Linked DNA regions of Homo sapiens: region 2 is linked to region 1. Evidence: read pairs that join two places in POLR2A ChIA-PET (ENCODE). Cell type or tissue: HepG2. All regions are shown on one strand. Each heading gives the region's core, and the rest is flanking DNA. Links, peaks and the distances in the headings are about the cores only.

Evidence for each region. Peaks named below come from ENCODE experiments on the same cell type or tissue, not always from the same donor. Only the 100,000 strongest peaks of a DNase experiment are listed, where the experiment ranks them.
Region 2: POLR2A ChIA-PET joins it to region 1 with 10 read pairs; 1 of 35 experiments calls an interaction of 5 or more read pairs at or near these places.

The regions. Positions count from the first base shown.
Region 1 is chr16:87,883,481-87,887,872 of GRCh38, forward strand. It overlaps a transcript of CA5A not described here. Among named protein-coding and RNA genes, the nearest start is that of SLC7A5, 16 kb to the left of the region's middle. In HepG2, for the core only: no CTCF peak of the experiment used is centred there; a DNase peak (open chromatin) is centred at 2,091.
Region 2 is chr16:88,240,360-88,244,751 of GRCh38, forward strand. It overlaps a transcript of ZNF469 not described here. Among named protein-coding and RNA genes, the nearest start is that of LINC02182, 48 kb to the left of the region's middle. RefSeq lists enhancers at 1-78, 1,977-2,477. In HepG2, for the core only: a CTCF peak has its summit at 1,745; a DNase peak (open chromatin) is centred at 2,202.

The sequences.
Region 1 (4,392 bases), core at 164-4,163:
CCAGCACACCCGGCTAGTTTTTTGTATTTTTAGTAGAGACGGGGTTTCACCGTGTTAGCCAGGATGGTCTTGATCTCCTGACCTCATGATCTACCTGCCTCAGCCTTCCAAAGTGCTGGGATTACAGGCGTGAGCCACCGCACCCGGCCTACTTTTCGTATTTTTTTTTTTTTGGAGGCGGAGTCTCGCTCTGTTGCCCAGACTGGAGTGCAGTGGCACAATCTTGGCTCATTGCAACGTCTGCATCCTGGGTTCAAGCAATTCTCCTGCCTCAGCCTCCCAAGTAGCTGGGATTACAGGTGCCTGCCACCACGCCCAGCGAATTTTTTGCATTTTTTTTTAGTAGAGACGGGGCTTCACCGTTTTGCCCAGGCTGGTCTCGAACTCCTGACCTCAGGTGATCTGCCCACCTCAGCCTCCCAAAGTGCTGGGATTGCAGGCGTGAGCCACCGCGCCTGACCTAACCTACTTATTCTTTATCTCCCCGGAATGAAATGGCCTTTATCACCTTGGGAAACAGATTAGCATCTGCTTATTTTTCTGTGCTCATCTGACTGTAAGGTAATGTTGGAAGATAATGTAATTAGGTTTATTGTAAAACTTTCTCTCTTCTGGCGGGAATATTTTTTAATGCTATGAAAATAAAAATACTGGGCCAGGCGCGGTGGCTCATGCCTGTAATCCCAGCACTTTGGGGGGCCAAGGTAGGCAGATCACCTGAGGTCAGGAGTTCGAGACCAGCCTGACCAACATGGTGAAACCGAATCTCTACTAAAAATGCAAAAAAAAAAAAAAAAAAAAAAAAGACTGGGCACAGTGGCTCGCGTCTGTAATCCCAGCACTTTGGGAGGCTGAGGCGGGCAGATCACCTGAGGTTGAGAGTTTGAGACCAGCCTGACCAACATGGAGAAACCCCGTCTCTCGTAAAAATACAAAATTAGCCAGGCGTGGTGGCCCATGCCTGTAATCTCAGCTAATTGGGAGGCTGAGGCAGGAGAATCACTTGAACCTGGGAGGCAGAGGTTGTGGTGAACCAAGATCGCATCAATGCACTCCAGCCTAGGCGACAAGAGCAAAACTCTGTCTCAAAAAAAAAAAAAAAAATTCGCTGGGCGTGGTGGCGGGCACCTGTAATCCCAGCTACTCCGGAGGCTGAGGCAGGAGAATTGTTTGAACCCGGGAGGCAGAGGTTGCAGTGAGCTGAGATCGTGACATTGCACTCTAGCCTGGGCAACAGAGCTACACTCCATCTAAAAAAAAGGAAAAGAAAAACACTGTACTGATTTTGGATTTTTTCCAAGCAAGTAATAGGTAAAAAGAAACCCAAACTGGCTTACATGAAAGGGCACCTATTGGCTTGTGTAACTGATCAGGTGCAACCATTGCTATAAGCTTGATCCAGACCCGACTCAGTGACTCATGCCAGTAATCTCAGCAGTTTGGGAGGACGAGGCAGGCGGATCACCTGAGGTCGGGAGATCGAGACCAGCCTGACCAACATGGAGAAACCCCGTCTCTACTAAAAATACAAAATTAGCCAGGCACGGTGGTGTATGCCTGTAATCCCAGCTACTTGTGAGGCTGAGGCAGGAGAATCACCTGAACCCGGGAGGTGAAGGTTGCAGTGAGCCAAGATTGCGCCACTGCACTCCAGCCTGGGTGACAAAGCAAGACTCCATCTCAAAAACAAAACAAAACAAAACAAAACAAAACAACAACAACAACAAAAAAAAGAGGGTGAAAGGCAGCCCCAGAGTGGGAGAAGAGATTTGTAAAATGGACAAAGGCCTTATAATTGGAATATATAAAGAACTCCTAAAAATCAATAAGAAAACCACAGACAGCCCAAGAGAAAAATGGGCAAATGGCTCAAGCAGGTATCTGGTGAAAGAGGATATGCAGACGGCCAATGAATCTGCACAAAGTGCTCCACGTCATGAATCATTAGGGAAGTGCAAATTAAATCCACAGGAGACACCTGGGCACACCCTCCAGAAAGCACACAATGACCTGCTGGCAAGGACAGGAATGACCACTTTGGAAAACTCTTTGGCAGCACAGCCGAACTGAGCCTCTCCACTTGAAAATGCCCTTTGCTCAGAACCCAGCAGCAGCTCCAAAGTCTCCACCCAGCCTGTGGGGCCCCAGTACCCACCCTTGCCTCCCATGCCTCTCTCCTCACCCCTGCACTTGGCTGCCCTCACCCTCGGGCTGCACCTTGAACACCAGAAGGGCGCTCCTGCCTCCAGCCTCTGCCTGGAATTCTCTGCCCTTGGGTAGCCACGTGGTTCACTCCTCCTTTGGTCTCTGCCCAAATGGCCCCTGTAGAAGAGACCTCCCCACCCAGCCATGTCCTCTTCCTGTGACTTACCACTCCAGACTTTCTGTGTGGATGCATCATGGTCTACCTCCTTCCATCAGAATGTGAGCTCCGAGGCAAAGGCTCTTCAGACCTTAAACAGTCTAGGCTCCGTCCCCAGAGTCTAGAATAGAGCCTGCCACGTAATTGGCACTCAATAAATGTTACATGAATTAATGGAAACCATCCTGGCACGAGTGGTAGCTCTCTTTCCTCCAAAAGAATGAGCTTGCCGAGAGAGACAACATCATGAAAGAGAGACAGAAAAGCCACACTCAGACCCAACATTGAGTTCTGGATCAAGTTTTTTTTTTTTTTTTTTTTTTTGAGACAAAGTTTCGCTCTTGTTTCCCAGGCTGGAATGCAATGGCGCGATCTCGGCTCACTACAACCTCCGCCTCACGGGTTCAAGCAATTCTCCTGCCTCAGCCTCCCGAGTAGCTGGGATTACAGGCATGCACCACCAAGCTCGGCTAATTTTGTATTTTTAGTAGAGATGGGGTTTCTCCATGTTGGTCAGGCTAGTCTGGAACTTGGCCTCCGAAAGTGCTGGGTTTACAGGCGTGAGCCACAGCGCCCAGCTCCTGTTATTTTTTAGGAGCTTTATTGTTTTACCTTTCCTGTTTAGATCTATAATCTGTCAGGAATTAATTTTTGTGTGTGCTGTGAGGTAGGGGTGTGAGGTATGGTGAGAAAAAAGATTCATGGTTCCCCATTTGGATATCCCGTTGGCTCGGTGGGGTGGCTAATGCCTGTAATCCCAGCACTTTGGGAGGTCAAGGCAGGAGAACTATTGGAGCCCAGGAGTTCAGGACCAACCTGGGCAACATAGTGAGACCCCATGGATCGACTGATGAATTGATCGATCAATCAATAGATAGATCAATCAATAGATATCCAAATGATCCAAAACTATTCACAGAAGAGCCCATCCATTCCCTACAGCATGAGTCAGGGATCACAAATGTGTGGAACCTTCTAGACACGCTATTCTTTTTCATTGGTTGATTTGTCCTTCTCTGACAGGTACCACATTATCTTAATTAATATAGCTTTTTATTTTTATTTATTTATTTATTTTGAGATGGAGTCTCGCTCTGTCACCCTGGCTGGAGTGCAGTGGCATGATCTCGGCTCACTGCAAGCTCTGCCTCCCGGGTTCAAGCGATTCTCCTGCCTCAGTCTCCTGAGTAGCTGGGATTACAGGCATGAGCCACCACACCTAGCTCATTTTTGTATTTTTAGCAGAGACGGGGTTTCGCCATGTTGGTCAGGCTGGTGTCGAACTTCTGACCTCAGGTGGTCTTCCCGCCTCGGCCTCCCAAAGTGCTGGGATTACAGGCATGAGCCACTGCACCTGGCCTACTACAGCTTTTGAAGTAGGTCTTGACATCAAATTGTGTATGTTTTCTGGTTTTATCCTGCCAGATTATTTTTGGTTGTATTTTTGGTAGAGACGGGGTTTCACCATGTTGGCCAGGCTGGTCTCAAACTCCTGACCTCAAGTGATCTGCCTGCCTTGGCCTCCCAAAGTGCTGGGATTACAGGCGTGAACCACGGTGCCTGGCCTCACAAGAATTCCTTTTTACTTTGAGACAGAGTTTTGCTCTTGTTGCCCACGCTGGAGTGCAATAGTGTGATCTTGGCTCACTGCAACCTCTGCCTCCCGGGTTCAAGCAATTCTTCTGCCTCAGCCTCCCAAGTAGCTGGGATTACAGACATGCAGCACCACACCCAGCTAATTTTTGTGTTTTTTATAGAGATGGGGTTTCACCGTGTTGGCCAGGATGGTCTCGATCTCCTGACCTCGTGATCCGCCCGCCTCGGCCTCCCAAAGTGCTGGGATTAAAGGCATGAGGCAATGCACCCCGCCAGTTCTTACAAGGAGGAGGCAGAAGCTGGAAAGGCAAGGAAAAAGATCCTGCCCTAGAGCCTCAGAAGGAAGCAGCCGTGAGGACACCTTGGTGTCGGGCTTCTGGCTCACTGAACCGTAAGAGAATCAATCTCCATTGTTTTAATCCACCAAGTTTGTG
Region 2 (4,392 bases), core at 162-4,161, 360 kb after region 1:
GAATGAGAGAGGCAGAGAAAGAGCATGGTGGGAGAGAGGCCACAGCTAGCAGCTGACAGTTGCCCAGGGCTGCGTGGGGAGGCTGGCCTTTCTGTATGGGATCGGTCACGGGCATGCTGACCGCCTGGCCTCAACACTGTGCCCACCAGGTGCAAGAATTGAAAAGGGAATGCACTAATATGCAGAACGTGGGGTCCACAGAGACGCAGATGCATCAACCAGAGAGCGAGAGAAGCGTCTCTGGAGCTGGGATAGGCCACTGTGTAAGATGCAAGGCTGGAGAGTGGGTATCTGCCAACCCCAGAGCCCTCAAAATAGGGGAAATTAACCGCTCCAGGTGGAAGGCAACTTAGGGATATTTTGGAGACAGGCACATCACCACTGTCACCTGCAGCCACGGGCAACCGCGAGTTGGTTTGAAGGATGGTTGAAAAGAAAAGCCCCTTGTGATGGAAAAGTCCTTCCCGGCCCACTTCCCCTCCCCAGCTGACGCCAGGGACCCTCAGTGTGCCCCAGCCTGCACCGCCAGCCCTCTCTCAGTGGGGGTAAGAGACACACAAGCCACCTGCCACCGAGGCCCACCCCAGGGGCTGGGCGGAAACCCCATCTTCCTGCAGGCCCTGGCTGCCAGGAGGGCCGCCCACACCATGTCAGACGCTGCCTGGCAGGGCTCTGCCATTGTCCCTGCTTGGTCACGGAGCAGCATGGGTTAAAAGTGCTATTGTTAGGCCGGGCGCAGTGGCTCACGCCTGTAATCCCAGGACTTGGGAGGCTGAGGCAGGCAGATCACTTGAGGTCAGGAGTTTGAGATCAGCCTGAGCAACATGACAAAACCCTGTCTCTACTAAAATTAGCTAAGTGTCATGGCACGCACCTGTAATCCCAGCTACTTAGGAGGTTGAGGCAGGAGAATTGCTTGAACTCGGGAGGTGGAGGTTGCAGTGAGCCAAGATCGCGCCACTGCACTCTAGCCTGGGCGGCAGGGTGAGACTCCCTCTAAAAAAAAAAAAAAAGCCCTATTGTCACATGAAAAGTTTATTTGTTGGGGACCTGTAAGGCTCAAGAGAATAAACCCAGACTTGGTGGCAGCTCTGTTGGTGGCTGAGCTCTGGGGACAGTGCTCTCACTGGGGTGGGCTCAGGTGTCACCAGGGCCCAGGCGACAACTGGGGAGCCAGCACTGAACCAGACACAGTGGTTGTCCCTCCCTTGCACTCATGACAGGCTCAGGGTCCTGGCAGGCGCTTGCAGAGCCCACTGGCAGGGAGTGTTGACATCCGGTCCCCACCCATCCCGATCACACCACTGATGTCATCACCTTGTACCCCTGGGATGCTTCATGGCCTCTCCACCATGCACACTGGAACATGGGGAGAAGGATGCCATGTCTGAGGTGGTATGAGATGACAAGGAGCATGCTTGGGGCCGGTGGAACAACGTGCTCCCAGCTGCCCCTGCCCTTCAGGGTGAGGGACCTGCTCCAGCAAGTTCAGGGCCCCGTGGAGACTCAGCCTGGAGAGGAGAGGCTCAAGGGCTCCTCCCGGAGTTCTGGGAATGTGTGGGAGATGGGGGCACCCTGCAGCTGGAAGGCGCTGTTTCCCGCTGCTGTGCAGACAGGATGGGAGGAAGGGGGTTCATGCCGTACCCAGGGAATTTGGCGAGACTGTTAAAGGCTGAGCAAGGAGCTCATGAGGCTTTGGTGGGGCTGGCATGGGTCCCCCAACCCTGGACGTCGCAGACAGCACCACCTGCAGGTGGCCCAAGCCATCCTTCAGGAAAGGCACTCGAGCCCAGCGCTCTGCAACCGGCTCTAGTGGTCAAGGGTGAGGAGCCTGGAGCCCCACACTGGGCCCTAAGGTTCAAGGGCTTCTCATCAGCGGCTTCTCATCCGTCTCACCCTGGTCTGCAGCTTCTTCTCTAAATGCATTTTCAAAATTCAAAATGCATTCAAAATTCTTCAACAATGCATTTCTGCACAGCTCTGGAGGCCAGAGTCCGAGTCAGGGTGCCGGCAAGGCTGGCTCTTCTGAGGCCTCTCCCTGGCTTGTCGAGGCCGCCTTCTCCTTGTGACCTCACTTGGCCATCCCTCTGTGCATCTATGTCCTAATCTTCTCCTAGAAGGACACCAGGCAGATTGGACTGGGGCCCACCCAGATGACCTCATGCTACCTGAGTCACCTCTCTAAGCCTGTCTCCAAATACGGTCACATTCTTAGGCCCTGGGGGTTAGGACTTCTACATGTGCACTTTGGGAGGACCTAGTTCAGCCCAGAGCAGATGGGAGGAAGCTCCAGCCTGACCACCGCCCCCTTTCCCAGGCAGGGTCCTAGGCAGCAGCGGGTTGAGGGTCAGCCTGGTTCCCACAGCGAGGATGCTAGCCATTGCCTGAAAGCATGAGGCATCTCCGGCACATGGGGCTTGGCACTGTCTCTAAAGCCCAGGGTGTTTACACATTCCTGTCATGGAGGGGAAAACCCAAGGAGCAGCAGCCTGGAGCACGCATTCACCCCTGCCTGCCAGGGCTTCGGAAGGAGCTAGCTGGGAAACCATGAGTCAAGGAAAATCCTTTATGGAATGAACAAAAACAAAAGGAACAGAAGCCTTTGACTCAGCTCACCGAACCCCACAGGGAGACACTGATGCGGTGGGGGATGTCTACCCGCCTAGTGTCTCCAAACTCACTGCTGGCCAGCCCGGGTATTCTGCATCCCCTGGGCCCACTTTCCGCTGCTTTATCATCACTGCTCATGACAGGGCTCAGCAAGTGGCTCACGAGGCTGGAAGACAGTGAATTGTCCTTGGCTGGTGGCCAGCTCATAAGCTCCTCATGTGACCACCATAGAATGGCACCCACCTGAGATAGTCAGTGTTGGTCCATTGGTCACCAGTGCTGACAGATCCGTTCACAGCCTGACAGCACTCACTCTAAGCCTGCTCAGTCATGGATGCCTGTACCACTGAGCTCTTCCATGGTCATACCAGTAGGATCCAGTCCCTGTCTACAAGAGGGTTCTGGCCACAGTTGGGATGTAAGATATACCCACCCCTTCTGGAAGTTTCCTCAGATTCTCCAGGCACAGAGCGTCCATCAGTTGTGTTCACATTTGGCACTTGTCCCCTCCTCTGTAGTCATCTGCTGATGGACCTCCCCAAGACTGCATTTCTCAAGGACAAGCGAACTTGGGTTCCCAGGCGAGCAGAGGGAGTAGAGCATCTCCTTCAACCCCATGGTCCCTGCATGTACGTTAGCAGGTGGTCCAGAGGAGATGCCTCCTCTGTGCTGTTTGGATGGATGGGTGGGTGGATGGGTAGATGGATGGGTAGATGGGTGGACAGATGGGTGGATGGATGGATAAATGGGTGGATGGGTGGATAGATGGGTGGATGGAAGGGTGGATGAATAGATGGATGGATGCAAGGATGGATGGATAAAGGAATTGGGTGAATAGATGAATAGGTGGATGCATTGATGGAAGGATGGATGGGTGCATGGATGGATGGTTGGATGCATGGGTGGATGAGTGGACAGGTGAACTGATGGCTGGCTGGATGCATATATATATATATATATATATATATATATATATATATATAAATGTATGTGTGGATGGATGGATGGATGGATGAGTCAATGAGTGAATGGATGGATGTACGTATGGGTGAGTGCACGGATCATCGGTGGATGGGTGAATGGATGAGTGCATGGATGGATGAATGGATGGATGGATAGGTAGATGGCTGAATGGGTGGGTGGGTGGATGGATGGATGGATGGATGGGTGCATGGGTGGATGGGTGGATGTGTGGATGGACAGATAGGTGGGTAGGTGGATGGATGGGTGGATACATGCATTTATGCATGCATGGATGGGTGGGTGGGGGTTTGGGAGGGTGAATGCATACATGGATGGGTGAATGGATGGATGGATGAATGACTGGATGGGTGAGTGGATGGTTGGATGGATGGGTGGATGAGTGGGTTAGTGGATGGGTGAATGGGTGGATGGATGGATGGGTGGATGGGTGAATGCATGGGTGGATGGATGGATGGATGGATGGATGGATGGATGGATGGATAGGTGGATAGATGGATGGATGGGTGGAAGGATGGGTGGGTGGATACATTGATGAGTGGGTGGATGCATGTATTCGTGGATGGATGGATCAGTGAATTGATGGATGGGCAGGTGCATGGCTGGATGGGTGGATGGATGCATGGATGGATGGATGGATGGATGTGTGGGTGTCTAGGCAGATGGATGTATAAGTGAAAGGATGGGTTAGTAGATGCATGAATGCATGGATTAGTAGATGGGTGGGTAAATGGGTTTATGGATGGATAGATGAATTGATGGGTGGATGGGTAAGTGGATGAGTGGGTGGATGGGTAGCTA